Regions from separate parts of the Homo sapiens genome. Here region 2 is linked to region 1. Evidence: chromatin contacts called from ENCODE POLR2A ChIA-PET data. All regions are on one chromosome and are shown on one strand. Each heading gives the region's core, a stretch centred on a gene start or an enhancer-like site at or near the end of the contact. The rest is flanking DNA. Distances are from core to core; before and after follow the strand shown.

Region 1 (7,939 bases), core at 3,111-5,610:
CTGTCCTGTGCATGGTAGGATATTCAGCAGCATCCCTGGGCCCTACCCACTAATGATCAGTAGAACCTCCCTCCCAGCTGTAACAACCAAAATGTCTTCAAACATGGCCAGATGTTCCCCGGGGAGCAAAATCGCCCCGGTTGAGAACCACTGCTGTAGAATGAAGAGTAATAGGTTACTTACTGGGTTTTCTTCCTCCTTCTCTTTTCCCTAATTGTTTTAGTTCTAGTATCTGGGTTCCCTTGGTTCAGAAAGCAGCATTTCCAAATAATCTAAAAACAGAGTGCTCTTACATAGCAGAAGGCCTTGTGGGATATTCTGGTGGTTCTGAAAGAAATGTGAAGCTTACGAGTCAAGTTTCAGATTAACCATTTCTGACCCTGTTGTTCTCAATGAATTTCAGGGGACTTTTTAATGCTTTCCTCTCTCTCTCTGTTTCGATCTATTCATTCATTGATTTAACTTAAAAGCAAAACAGCTTCCCAGTTCAATTTTGAACGTGAAACGCTGATTCTCCTTTGTCCCAAATCTTTCTACCTAACATTCAGCCCAAGCTATGTACAGGCTGCGGCTGTCCAGGAAACAGGCAGGGTTTGCCAATCCCATGTTCGATTTAAACCATTTGATGAGACCCTTCATCACAGACTCTCGCAGTCTCCCTGCAGCAAATAGTACTCTGGATCCTGCCCACGTTCTCTGGATTCTGAGCTGCCTCTGGAGGGAGTCACCCCTCACCAACAAGGCCAGGTTTTCCGGCCTGAGCCCCAGAATAACACATCAGCTGCTGGGAACACCTCGAGTCCTTTTGATTTCTCTCCATAGTCACGTTTTATGTTCGGTTTCCCAGACGGGATGAACCAGAAATCATGCTTTTTTGGAAACAGATTTTTTCATAGGAAGGAAAGAAAACACCGTGACTCGTCAGCACTCTTGTCCGTGCCTCTGAACCCCCAGCCTTGTGTCATTTCAGCTGAATCAGAGAACAACATCCCAGTCACCTGCTTGGGGCGTTCGCGTCTCCTGGCTTGTATTTTTGACTGAATAACAGCAATCCGTGAGCAGCAGCTAAAATAATAGAGCCCTGAAAAATGCCCCAACCCCCACTCCCTTTTCTGGTCCTGTCTCCTTGCTCCAGGAGTAGTGAGGAAAGAGACCAGTTAATAGCGTGGATGAAAGCTGAAGGACAGACGGTTTGAGAAGAAAAGTGAACATTCTTGCTTCCTCATCTATGCCAACTTTGAACAGGGACAGCTGCTGCCACAGGTAAACACCACTATAGGGTTGGCCGTGGCCCTAAGCTAGGTGTCACCGTAAGCCACGGGCCAGCACACGAACGCTGGCCTCTCCCCCATTCGCACAATTGAGCTCTTATCCTTAAACGAACTTTGTTTTTTGACCAGCTCACTAATTGTGATTGAAAACACCAGCTCCCCAGCAATGCACACGCATTGGAGTTAGCAGCAGCAAGACAGGCCCTAATTGCTCCATTTACATAAAAGTAGAAACATACAACTTCTAAATATAAATCTCTGGCACATCGTTCCTTTTGCAATTACAGTAAAATAAGGTACCACAGTTTCCCTCCCGGCTCCTTCTCGCAGCAAGCTGCTCCACCGGGTTCGCTAGTGGCTGCTCCTCGAGGCGAGAACAGAGCCATGCAAATGCTCCAGCGTGGAGTTGGGTTTGTGAAGTCGCCAGTAAATCAGGCCGCCTCCACTAGGTGAATAACGCGGTGGCAGCGGGCCACTTTGCTAGTGCAGTCGCTGGAGGACCGCGCTCCGCACTCAGAAGGGGGCAGTTGGCTGGTGCGCGAGCGCTCCCGGCTCGCCTCTGTCCGCGGGGAGCCAGCCGGCCCCTCCGCAGGTCCCGCTCCCTGACATTTGCTGTGGTTTCACTCCCTGGCACTGAGGGCTGGGTTCAGAGATTCCCAGCTGCACTCACTGAACAGTGATTTTTTTCCCCTCCCTGAATTCTTTAGCTGCCAAAAGGGGGGAAAAAATCAAGAGCTGCTCTTAAAAGAAGTTGCCCTTGCTGGTGCTCAGGGTAAAAATAGAGGCTGCCGCTTAGACCGGCTTGGCCCTGGCTCCAGGCATCCTGCGAGCTGGGCTCGAGCAGCGGCCGCGTTCCGGCGTGATCCCTGGAAGCTGCCAGCAGGTGCTGCTCAAGGTACAGTAGCAGGGCCGAGAAGCCGGGACCCGAAGGGCCTGGGGTGCGGGGAAGCTCCGGGGGAGGGGGAAGTGAAAGAGAAACCAAACCAAGGAAGGAGAAGGAGATTCTGGTCAGGACTGGGCTGACCAGCTTGTGCCCCGGGCCCTTGAGTTCCGCAGGGAAAAGCTGATTCCCAGTCTAGAATATTCCACAGAAGCTATTTTAACCTGCCTGCTTCCTCCACCACCCCCACCTTGATTTGCACCGAGGGAGGAGGCATTGCCACTGTGGTGCAGGTGGTTGCAGAGGGGTTGCAGCACGGCTGGTAGGCTGGCCTGGCAGGTGGGCACTCGGTGGCATCAGATGGCCAGCGGAGTTTCAGAGTCACACTTGTGTTGTGGCTCCTCTGGTCAGAGAGCTGCAGATTCCTGTGACACCCATGTTTAAGAACAGCCACCAGGCTTCTCAGAAATAGTATCACTTATTATTATCTGACAGCTGCACTTGACCCCCACAGGTTCATATCATGGATCCCATTTTATAGATGGGAACACTGAGGCCTGAGTTTACACGGTGAGTGAGCAGAGGAACTGGGATCTGATCTGGGTTTGTTTTGTGCCCCCCACCCCCACCCCACGTCACCTACACACACACACACACACACACACACACACACACACACACACACACTACTTTGTGTGGAGGCGGAGGGGATGTTTTCAGGACACTAGGGTTCATGTGTGGGTCAGGGGTGAGTTTAGATGCCCTGAAGGTCATTGACTCCACTAATTCTCAGCAAAAAGGGTGGAGAAGTTTCTTTCTTATAAAGGGTTTGAGTTCACCCAGTGCTAAGCTGAGGGGCAGGTTTGGAGTTCACCATCATTAATCCTATTTCTGTCTTCGCCACTCAGATTCACTCTCTTCCTCTACAACCTAATGATTTTTTTCCTACTTCATTTCTGCATATGCAGTTCTTAGAATACTCCTTCCCCCCACCCCCATGCAGCTCAGCACCCACACTTTCTCTGTATCTAGCCAAGAGAGACCCTTTTACACAGAAAACTTCTGGTGTCCTAATGGAACCTGCTTAAGCCACACATCAGGAGGCCAGAGCCTCTATATTTTGCTTGTGGGCACAGTGAAAAGTTTATTTTATGCATGTTAAATCCTGCATACAAAACAACATATCTGGTCATATGGCTCTCATTAGCTCCCAATTTTGCACATTTTATCCAACTTGTCATGAGAACTGGGCTTATGCTTCAACTGTAGTCCTTCAAACAACCCTTCACCGTTCTTGTCAGAGGACCCCTTCCTCCTGTGTTATTTACCAGACTTGCCAACACCCCTCCCCCACAAAAAAAGCCTGACCAGCTTTACCCCTATTTCAAGGAGTGTTCACTTCTTTTCATTAATCTGCTGTTATATTTGTAACAATTTAGAAATTATAGGAGTTGAAGTTCTGGTAAAAAAGAATGATGCATGAGGGTTTTTGTTGTTGTTGTTGTTGTGTGTGTGTGTGTGTGTGTGTGTGTTTGGTTAGTTAGAATGAGATTCTAAAGACCTGGGAAGGATACTTATGAAGTTCATTTAAAGAGAATTACTATTTCCAAAGTTCTTGATTTATGAAGCAGGCATTCAATTTCAAGATGTAAAATAATAGTGTAAGTTGGTTGGGGTCGGGGGAGACCATCATCATATGATTATACAGATTTTCCCAATTTTTTTCCTCAATGAAATAGCTTATTTTAAAAATATAAAATTAGAATCCCTATAAAGAACACTACCAATTTTCTTTCCTGAAAGAAACAATAAAATACTTTGTAAATAGAAGCAACTTCATGAAGTAACAGATGTTTTATGTAAAGACATAAAACTGAACCTGAATATAACGAGACGTGTGTGCGAGTAGTAAAAGTTGAAAGTTGGACACACTCATTGAGACATATCTATTTGATTCCAATGTTTTTCTAAAAGGTAGAGTAATCCTAGCCAGAGGTTTCACTGGCTCAGTGCATCACCCAGTAGTGTCTCAGAAGCCAGGAAGGGCTTTCCATTAGATAATGAATTATGAAATGTCTCACACTGGAAAAACCAGTCATCCGCTGATGTCATGCTGATTCCAACCAATCCCAAACAAAGCCCCAGCCCTCCTCTGTTTCAGTGGTACCAATGTGTGGTGTACAAATAAGTAGTACAGTATAAAACTTCACAGTGCCAATACCATGAAGAGGAGCTCAGACAGCTCTTACCACATGATACAAGAGCCGGCTGGTGGAAGAGTGGGGACCAGAAAGGTAATGCTTTTTAACTCTTACTTCTGAGCTCTTTACACATTCAAAGATAGGAAAGCTAGGAGGAATTTTACAACTAATTGGCATTTCCAATGTGCATTGTGATGTGTACCTTTTTATATTATTCAGGCAGGTTAATACAGCTTTTAATAGTCCTAGAGCATGCAAATAGATTATATGTTTATACAAGCCACTCAGCACATATATACAAGTACATATGCCAAAGAGAAAGCTATTTTTAAGAGTTACATTCGCAAACAGTAAATTCAGGGAACACACACATACTCAGATGCAGAGAGAATCCAAATATTGATAAGTTGCACTTATCTAAATGCTGCTATTAGGACTCCTGAGTTGTTTAGAGCCATTAAACTTTTGGTTGTATTTCAGACTTTCTTGTAAAACTTAATTGAACTGCAAAACATTTTGGGTACTGTATATGTGACTCCAAATAGGTGGATGATGTTAAGTATTATAGCACAAAGATTTTTTATAAAACCATTGTAACACAAATGTCCCCTGCCTCCCCCATTCTCTTTCACCATCCCCGTAAAAAATATGAGGCTTTTTAGGCAATGTTGACAAAGTTTTAACAATAATGGTGGAGTAATTGATGTTTCTGGAGCTGAAACCCCAAAGGTGTTAGGTTACTTGTAACAGAAAAAGTCTTACAAATAGTTGTTTTGGAAAAGGGGACAGTATATATAATTCAGAAAGCATTGTTAACCTGTGCAAACTGTAATTATAACTTAGTGTCACAATTTTCTTGCCCTCTTCCCCTTGCACTCAGATCTTATCTTGTAGTAATGATATTTATTAACTCTTTCCACCTAAACTGCATTGCTTGACTGTAATGCTATGAACACACTAGGTGTCAGATATAAGCTGAGTGTATCTTCAGAAACCAAGAGGGCTTATGTGTGGGAAAGAAACCGAGAGGGAAGGAACGCTTTAACAGATGGACCCCTTAAAGATTCTTCTGCAAGATAAAAGCAATAAGACAGAAAATGAAAAAGAGGGGAGGGGGAAGAATTTTTTTTAAGCCTTAGAAAGGCATTGTTAAAAAATTCACATTTTTCTTTTTCTGTGCACACTAAAATCCATGATGATTTCATCTGCACTGTTCCTTTGAGGGAAAAAGAAGCAGTCAAGGAGGCTGTCTATGAATGCACTGGTCGGGACAGGCTTGGGGCAAGCTGAAAAAACTACCACATGACAGAGAAAAATAATTTGCCAATATATTTTAGAGAGTCTTTTCCCATAGGACCAGTTATTCAAGTCATACGAGTGCACTCTTTTTATAAAAGGATGTGGGAAAGGCCAAGAGAATTTTGCATTTTATCTGTGAAGTCCGGCGAGTGGTGGTAGGCTGTAATGTGTGAGAGTGAGTGGGTCCCCGGCAGAAGGGGGCAGCTGAACGCGACGGGGAGAAAGCGCTTCTGGAACTTGGGCTTGTGACAGGCTGCCTGCCCTCTGGTCCTTCAGTGCCCTGCTGCATTTCACAGTTGGGAAGAGTGGAGTGTATTATATGACCCCAAACAAAAGTTCCATTGCGCTCTCCTCAGATTGCCTGCCAGTGTTGATGACCTGAACATTTAAATATGAATGAATTGGGGGAAAGGACCATCTCCCCTGGATCCCATCAGGCCAGAACAATCCTCTGTTACCCCTGAGTCCCTCTTCCCTGACCTCCACTACCTGTCCACTGGACCTCCCTGCACCCTCTGCCCCACCACGTGGCCAGGTGGGCGTTCTACCACCTAGGGCTGTGGCTTGGCTGGGTGGAGGGGCGGTGGGAACACTTTTTCAATCAATTCATCCCTATTGATTGAGACACTGTGTTTGTTTGGGGTTTCTTTTCTCCCCTCCAAAAAAGGAAGAAGGTGAAACCAGGAGACTGGGCAGAGAAAGAAAAAAAAATAGTGAACAAAATTAGGATAATTTATTTTAGAAGAGAAAGTAGAACCCCCGAAAATGGTGATATTTGAAGAGAGGTGTCTGTGAGGAAGCTAAGAGCAGAAGGAGAGCAGCCTGTCAGAAAACGGGCTGTCCCTCCCTCCCTAATCACAGCCCTACTCACAGCAAACTCCCTCCCTCTCCATTCACTCACTTACTTAGGGCCAATCCTTTCTCTCTCTCTCTCTCTCTCTCTCTCTCTCTCTCTCTTCCTTTCCCTCTCTCCCTCTCCCCCTCCCTTCCCTCCCTCTCTCCCTCTCTCTCCCCCTTCTTTCCCTCTCTCTTCTCTCCCCCTCTCTCCTCTCTCTCTGTCTCTGTCTCCCTCCCATCCTCTCTCTCTGTCTCTGTCTGTCTCCCCGCCACCCTGTCTCTCCCTCCCTCCCTGTCTCCCTCCCTCCCTCCCTCCTTCCTTCTCTCTTACTCGGAGACAGTCAGAACTCTCCTCCCTGACAGCCACAAACCTACAGCACTGACTGCATTCAGAGAGGAACCTGCAAACAAAACTTCACAGAAAACTTTTTGTTCTTGTTCCAGAGAATTTGCTGAAGAGGAGAAGGAAAAAAAAAACACCAAAAAAAAAAATAAAAAAATCCACACACACAAAAAAACCTGCGCGTGAGGGGGGAGGAAAAGCAGGGCCTTTTAAAAAGGCAATCACAACAACTTTTGCTGCCAGGATGCCCTTGCTTTGGCTGAGAGGATTTCTGTTGGCAAGTTGCTGGATTATAGTGAGGAGTTCCCCCACCCCAGGATCCGAGGGGCACAGCGCGGCCCCCGACTGTCCGTCCTGTGCGCTGGCCGCCCTCCCAAAGGATGTACCCAACTCTCAGCCAGAGATGGTGGAGGCCGTCAAGAAGCACATTTTAAACATGCTGCACTTGAAGAAGAGACCCGATGTCACCCAGCCGGTACCCAAGGCGGCGCTTCTGAACGCGATCAGAAAGCTTCATGTGGGCAAAGTCGGGGAGAACGGGTATGTGGAGATAGAGGATGACATTGGAAGGAGGGCAGAAATGAATGAACTTATGGAGCAGACCTCGGAGATCATCACGTTTGCCGAGTCAGGTTGGTGCTGGCATTGGCAGGGGGTGGGGAGGGGTGGGGGGTGGGAGGGTAAAATATATTTCTTTGACAGTCCCAGGAGGAACTTCTTTTCCCTTCAGCTGGAAACTGCCTGGGAAGGTTATTAGTTATTAGGTGATGGTAGCGGACTAGCCGACGGAGGGCAGGCAGGGGAGGGGGAGAGGACTTTACAGAAAAGGAATTCTCGGTCGAGCTCTGCCTGGAGATGACTGGCTTACACTTACTAAACCCAGCGGGTCACACAGAGAGGAAGCTCGGGGCCAATGTTGAGCTGGAAGGCAGACTGTGAGGGGCTGCCTTGCCCTGCCTGTGAAACCAGATCTGAGCAGCCGGAGGAAAGCCGCGGCATTTTCGGGTGCTAGGGGAGCAGAGGAGGCTTCCGGACCCCATCCAAGTTTTTATTGAGGGTAGAGGGGTGAATGTACCAGGATTGGAGTGGAATGGCACAGATGAAGTCA
Region 2 (6,807 bases), core at 4,301-6,800, 2.3 Mb before region 1:
CTGTTGCCTTCATAGGTAAAGAGAGCCCTGAAACGAAACACAAGTGAGCTCTGTAGCCAGCACCTTGGGTTCCATCTCTCCTCACCGTATCCACCATGACTTTCCACTACATCCCAAAGAGCTTGGGCTGACAGTAACACTGTGGGTGGGCACAGGCCCGTTCTCACTTTGCTCTGACCCACTAGGCAGGTTCTCAGTAGGCAACTGTGCAGCCTTCTCAGCTCTGCAGCTGGGAGGACACTGGCCTGACTTACCATGGGGTGGGGGTTGTGAGGGACAAAGCCATGGAGATGGGAGCACACATCTACTATGAGGAAAACATGAGCTGTGGAGTTTCCCAATGACTGCTATACATTCATGTGTCAAATACTCACCTGGCCACTAGGTATATGGATTTGAAGAGACAAAACATATCTACATATTCCTGAACCCAGAGCACCCAAAAGGAGAAGCAAGTCGGAGAAATACACACACTGGGCCCCTTGGAAGGCTGCCCACCACTCCTGTGCACGTCTGCCCTGGCTCCAGTGAAGCCTGGTGGGTAGGGCAGCAGGTCCTTCCAGGCTTGAGACTCTTTGGTAAACACAGACTACCACAGGTTGTGTTTATCAGAAACCACAAAGGAATGACACGACATGAAATCACACAGTTAAAGCCATGAACCTGCCAAGCCCCTCACGGACAGGTACCCATGAGCAAGTTTTCTATCTAGCAGAGCCTTATCTCTCCATGGGTGACATGGGGCCATGGCTTTCTTTTCCTGAAAGATTAATTATTCATAAGAACTTTGGGCTGGGCGCAGTGGCTCACGCCTGTAATCCCAGCACTCTGGGAGGCCGAGGCGGGCAGATGTGGATCACGAGGTCAGGAGATCGAGACCATTCTGGCTAACACGGTGAAATCCCATCTCTACTAAAAATACAAAAAATCAGCTGGGCGTGGCAGCAGGCACCTGTAGTCCCAGCTACTCAGGAGGTTGAGGCAGGAGAATGGCATGAACCCGGGAGGCGGGGCTTGCAGTGAGCCAAGATCGCGCCACTGCACTCCAGCCTGGGCAACAGAGTGAGACTCCATCTCAAAAAAAAGAACAGAACTCTGGGCCAGGTGGGTGGCTCGTGTCTGTAATCCCAGGACTTTGGGAGGCTGAGGCAGGAGGGTCGCTTGAGCCCAGGAGTTTGAGACCAGCCTGGGCAACATGGTGGGACCCTGTCTCTACCAAAAATACAAAAATCAGCCAGGCGTGGTGGCATATGCCCGTAGTCCCAACTACTCGGGAGGCTGAGGTGGGAGGATTGCTTAAGCCTGGGAGGTCGAGGCTACAGTGAGCCATGATGATGCCATTGTACTCCAGCCCAAACAACAGAGTGAAACCCCAACTCTTAAAAACAAAAACAAAAACAAAACTCTGGTAAAGATTCATTCTGGCTTGCTAATAGCATGAACCTTGCAGCAACTGAACATCCCCAGCAGGGCTGCTGGACATGGGCTGGAGGCACTGACCCACTGGACTATAAGTCAAAGGCAAAACCCAGTCCAGTGTGTGTCATCTCCCCAGGCTCTAAAGCACAGGCCTGCTGAGGCAGGCCAGACAGAAGCTCCAGGGATAAACAGTCGGACAGGAACCAAATCAGCTTCAACTTGGCTTCCCCAGGGCTTTGCCAGTGCCACTGGGCAGAGATACTTATGCCTCAGAAAAATGGAAGAAATTAGACCCAGGCCCAGTGGATCTGGTTGGTAGGGAGGAGACAGGCCTCCGGGAAAAGGCACTCCTTACCAGGAGGGGAGACAGAATACAGGAGAGAAACACTGAATGAGAAACACTCAGAGAAAAGGAACTAGAGAAAAGAACACAGAAAAACAAGAGAAAGATTTGGGAGGTGGCACACTGCCAGCATGAGCTGGGGGGAACTCCCTGGAGGAAAGAAGCCCATTCCTCTTGATGGCCACAAAGCCCTGGCTCCCAGAAGATAGCAAGCTGGCACAAGCAGCAGGTAACAGAAGATGGCAGCTCAACCCAGCTCTTGCAAGAAGGGACTCAACCAGCTGCGATGGCTCATGCCGGTAATCCCAGCACTTTGGGAGGCCAAGGCGGGTGGATCACCTGAGGTTAGGAGTTTGAGACCAGCCTGGCCAACATGGGAAACCCCGTCTCTACTAAAAATACAAAATTAGCTGGGTGTGGTGGTGGGTGCCTGTAATCCCAGCTACTTGGGACGCTGAGGCAGGAAAATCACTTGAACCTGGGAGGCAGAGGTTGCAGTGAGCCAAGATCGTGCCACTTCACTCCAGCCTGGGCGACAGAGCAAGACTCTTGTCTCAAAAAAAAAAAAAAAAAAAAAAAGGGACTCAGCAGCTAATATAATAAGAGCCAAGCTCAATGCCTGCCACCTATCCCTCTGACTTGATCCCTCTCTACCCCAGGCCACCTTTAAGAATGTTCCCAGCGCAGAGGCTCATTCCCAGTTCAGAGGCCTTTTGAAAGAAGGGCGAAGGAAGTTTCAAATCAACATGAAAAAACATGGTGCACTGGCCTCTGAACAGCAAGGCATATGGAGTGTCAAGCATCTTATAATTCAATAGTGCCTTTGAAAATAAGTACTGAGAGCCTACTGCTTATTAGTTACAGGAATGCAGCTATGAACAATCCCTAAAAGGTCCTGCCCATGGAACTTACTTTCTAACGGAAGAAAAAACACACACCTAACACTAACGTACTATTAGAGAGTGAAGCAGGTGCTGAAGGTGACACATGAACCAGGTGAGAACAAACCATGCCAAGATACGGAGTAAGCAGGGGCGGGAGACAGATCCAAGATGGAGAGCTGATGTCATGGTTGCTCCCCACTCTATCTGCCCTCCCCAATGCCAGCACTGTGTGTGTGAAACCTCTTATGACCCACCAAACTAGAGACCACCTCTTCTTCCTCTGATATCTCTACCACTTTTTCTGTATGACTTGGTCCATCCTTCATCTAAGCATCTGCCACATGTAACAACCGTGCCTCAAGCACCGAGGACAGAGACAGAGCCCACCCCACCCCTTCTAGTAAGAGATAAAGGTGACAAGAAAATCCATAAGGATTTCCAGCATATTTTGTGTCTGGCATGTGTCTGAAGGAAGTCAAACAGAAAGATGGGAAAAAGTGCCTACAAACAAGGAGCTAGGAATCAAGGAAGGCCTCTCTGAGAAGGCAACCTCGGGGCCAAGAAGTGAAGGCTGGGGAGCCACCTGGGACGATGTGGAAAAAGTGTGCTCCATGCAGAGGAAGCAGCAGAGCAAGGACTCTGAAGAGGAACCAGCTTGTAAGTTTGAGGAAGAGAAAGACGGCCAGAGTGGTGACAAACAGGTGTGGCCACAGTGTGGTAAATGAAAGGGGTGGTAGGTTCTGGGTCATGCAGGGCATCAGCAGGGCAAGGAGTCTAGGCTTTATTCAACATGCAACAGGAAGCCACTGTAGAGTTACAGACACGGAAGTGACATGGTCCAGATATTTTTCCGCAGTGTGCAGGAATCTGCCACATAGTATCTGCTGAGTAACTACCTTAATGGCTGTGACGATGAGGGTGGAGGTCAGTGGGTTATGCTGCTGAGTGACACAACCTGTAGTGCTGCAGGAGCCTGGAGGTAGGGAGGGAGCATAGCATGGCTGTCTGGGCAGATGAGTCCAGTGAGATGGGTGGGTTCTGACTTCATGAGGGGAAAGAGGAGGCTCCACAACCCTCATGAGGGACAGAGAGTAGATGGGGTGGGTAAGCACCGGGCCAGGAGTGGTAGCAGACAGCTCTCGTAAGCAGCCCAAGGAAAGGCTAGGAACATAGGAGGTCTGAAGAGGGAAGCCCAAACTGCCAGGTGGGCTGGGAGGCATCATCCCAAACCAGTGATGGTTCCTGAGAAGACTGATGATGAAGAGAGACCTGGAAGGGAGATAGATGAGGAGTGCCAGGAAGCTCCTAGGTAAGTCTGCCAGGGTAAACAGAGTGATCAAGAGCATGTTAAGAAGCAAAATCTTTAATTTGGCAGGGCTGAAGAGGGGCAAAGATTCTTCTGGGTTCTAAAGCCAAGTGGTATGATGTGGACATGAAAATGGGGCACTCATTGCAGAGATACTTTTGACTGGGTTTGAAGTAACAGGAGAGGTCTAAGAGAAACACGAACAGGAATAGGAGAGAGGCAAAACAGAGGGCTGACATCTAGAAACTCTCCTGAGAAAAATAACACTGACTGACGTGGGTAAATCTGAGGGATTATAAAGCAGGCAGAAAACCCCACCAAGGAAATGACGAGATATCCTTCTTTAGATGCCTCCAAAACAGAAGATGTGCTGTTTGGCATAAGTGCCATCCAGGGCACTCAGACCTGACAGGAGAGTCTACAGAGACCCCATAGAACCAAGCAACTGGTGTTCTAAAGCTCTTCCCCTAATGGCCCAGGGCTGAGGAAAAAGCAAAGCCATAACATCCTCAGGGTCACAATAGTACACTGCATAAAAGCCGCTCTGTGCTGGGCACTACGGAGAGCAGAGGAGATGAGAAAGCACTTACACAAGTGGAGATGGCCCCCACACAAGGGGAAGACAGTTGGGAGGGCCTCAGTGCTGACCACAGTGTGGCCCCACCACGACTCAGACTCCAAGGCCCAGTTTCTATTCCCCAAAGTTGGTCACCTTAGCCCACCATACTCAGCATATTTCTCAGAACTGGGATTTCTCAAAACTGGTCAGTAAAAACAATTTAAGCAAAGAGGAAAGTGAGGATATCTTGGGTGGTAGAGGGAAAATGGGACCTTTTCCCAAATAGATAGCGAGCATCCTACTTTCGTACATCTTCCCATGGCTCAGGCACAAGAAAGAGTACACTTTTTGGAGAAACGAAAGTTCTGAAGTCCACGTTCACAGACAGCCAAGAACCCAGATCCCTGAGCTCCTCGTCTGAAGCCCCCAGGGCAGGGCTCACATTCACAGCCCGGCTGCCAGGCCGCTCTCAAATGCCCATCCCCGAACACAGCGTTTGCAAAAAAACCGGGCGTGGCTTCCGCCTTCTCAGAGAGGGCTGTGCAGGAACCCCTTCTCCAGGGAAGTCCCAGGACTGGAAAGAAGAACCTGGCGAAGCTAGCAAGCACGACCAGGCCGAGGATCCAACATGGAAGCCCGCGAAGCCCACAGTGGGTGGCGAGCGACAGGGGGAGGGGCGGGGACTCACTGGGTCCCCCCAAGCCGGGTTTAACCTGTCCACGATCGGCGGGGCAAGGGGTCACGAGGGTGAGACAGCACTCCTGCTGCGGTGTGGAGGGGCAGACAGGTAAGCCCCAGGCCACCTGCCTGGGCACCGCTCCGCGCTCGCGCTCCCGCTCCCCCCGAGTCCCCCGCTCGCCCCAGACAGACCCACCCCTGAGGCAGCCCCTGGCCCGACCCTGGCCCGTCTCGCCGCCCACCAGTCGGTCGGGGACTTCTCGGTGACCACCCGCACGTAGGCCTCTTGCAGCGCTGGCCCGTTCCGGCTCAGGTTCGCCGCCATGGCCCGCCCCGCAGTCTCCGCGCCGCTGCTGTAGCTTCCGGGCCGGGCCGGGCCGCCCCTTTGACAGCCGACAAGCCTCGCCTCCGACAACCGGAAACCCCGCCCCACGGCAGGAAGCGGAAATGGTAGGGGCCAGCCGCACCCGCGGGTCCTAGCGAGCTGTCCGGCCAGCTGGTCTAGCATGCAGGTCCCGCGAATGCCGAAGGACAAGCGGGAGAAGGGAGGACCCGGCCTTCTGTTTGTCCTCAGGGAGGGATCCTGGGGCGCAGACTAGCCCGTCTTCTGGTCCCACCCAAACGGCAGCTCGACTTGGAAGCCTGGCCGCAGGGACCCAGTCCAGCCCCCGCTAGCTGCTCTCACAGCACCGTGCTTATTCTTTTCTAAATCTTGTTATGTCGATGCGCTTATTTGAACGATCTTGGGTTCACTGCAGTCTCCCTCCAGACGAGGTCTTCAGCCTGTTTGTGGACCCTCAACAGTTTGATCTGTGAAAGAAACATGCATAAATGTATGAATACACGAATAAATGAGTGCTAAGTGACGATCACACCGCTACAAACCTAACTGAAAGTGACTGTGCTTTCTCACTCTCACCTGAGTTTTTCCCTCTGCAGTTTGGTCGAGGCCAGGATAGTGGAGGCATGAAGAGAACCTGTCTTGTGCTTCACCTGCACATCTGGCTGGTCGCCCCTAGAAGGTGTCAGTAATTCCTCAATCTGCTCCCCTCCTCCTGGGAGCACCAGTTTTTCCATCCACAAATCTGCATACACTTGACTGAACTAGCTTCTTATCTGTATGATAGAGAAACATGCCAAAGCGCAAGGCAGCTCACGGCTTATTTCCTCCCATGGAGAATAACTCCCCTGCCTCCTTAAAATATAAATCCTGCCGGGCACGGTGGCTCACGCCTGTAATCCCAGCACTTTGGGAGGCCGAGGTGGACGAATCAAGGGGTCACGAGATCGACACCATCCTGGCTAATACGATGAAACCCCGTCTCTACTAAAACAAAAAATTAGCCAGGCGTGGCGGCGTGCGCCTGTAGTCCCAGCTACTCGGGAGGCTGAGGCAGGAGAATGGCGTGAACCAGGGAGGCAGAGCTTGCACTGAGCCGACATAGCGCCACTGCACTCCAGCCTGGGCTACAGGGCGGGACTCTGTCTCAAAAAAAGTATAGTATATATATACATATATACACACACATAGTATATATATGTGTATATATATACACACACACATAGTGTATATGTATATATACTATGTGTGTATATATGTATACATATATGTATATAT

Evidence for each region. ChIA-PET counts read pairs that join two places held with the same protein, here RNA polymerase II (POLR2A).
Region 2: POLR2A ChIA-PET joins it to region 1 with 5 read pairs in PC-3. The contact joins the promoter of DBNL here to the promoter of INHBA in region 1. POLR2A ChIA-PET finds 5 or more read pairs at or near these places in 2 of 52 experiments (AG04450 and PC-3).

Annotation. Positions count from the first base shown.
Region 1 is chr7:41,699,511-41,707,449 of GRCh38, reverse strand. INHBA (inhibin subunit beta A) reads left to right here and starts at 4,360. Exons shown (of 3, transcript NM_002192.4): 1 at 4,360-4,445; 2 at 6,933-7,463. The coding sequence starts at 7,076. All of the region lies in intron 1 of INHBA-AS1 (INHBA antisense RNA 1), which reads right to left. RefSeq lists an enhancer at 2,230-2,319.
Region 2 is chr7:44,043,445-44,050,251 of GRCh38, reverse strand. DBNL (drebrin like) reads right to left here and starts at 5,550. Exons shown (of 13, transcript NM_001014436.3): 1 at 5,432-5,550; 2 at 1-27. The coding sequence starts at 5,514. LINC00957 (long intergenic non-protein coding RNA 957) reads right to left here. Exons shown (of 3, transcript NR_072982.1): 3 at 5,956-5,999. RefSeq lists an enhancer at 4,852-5,352 and a silencer at 5,291-5,510.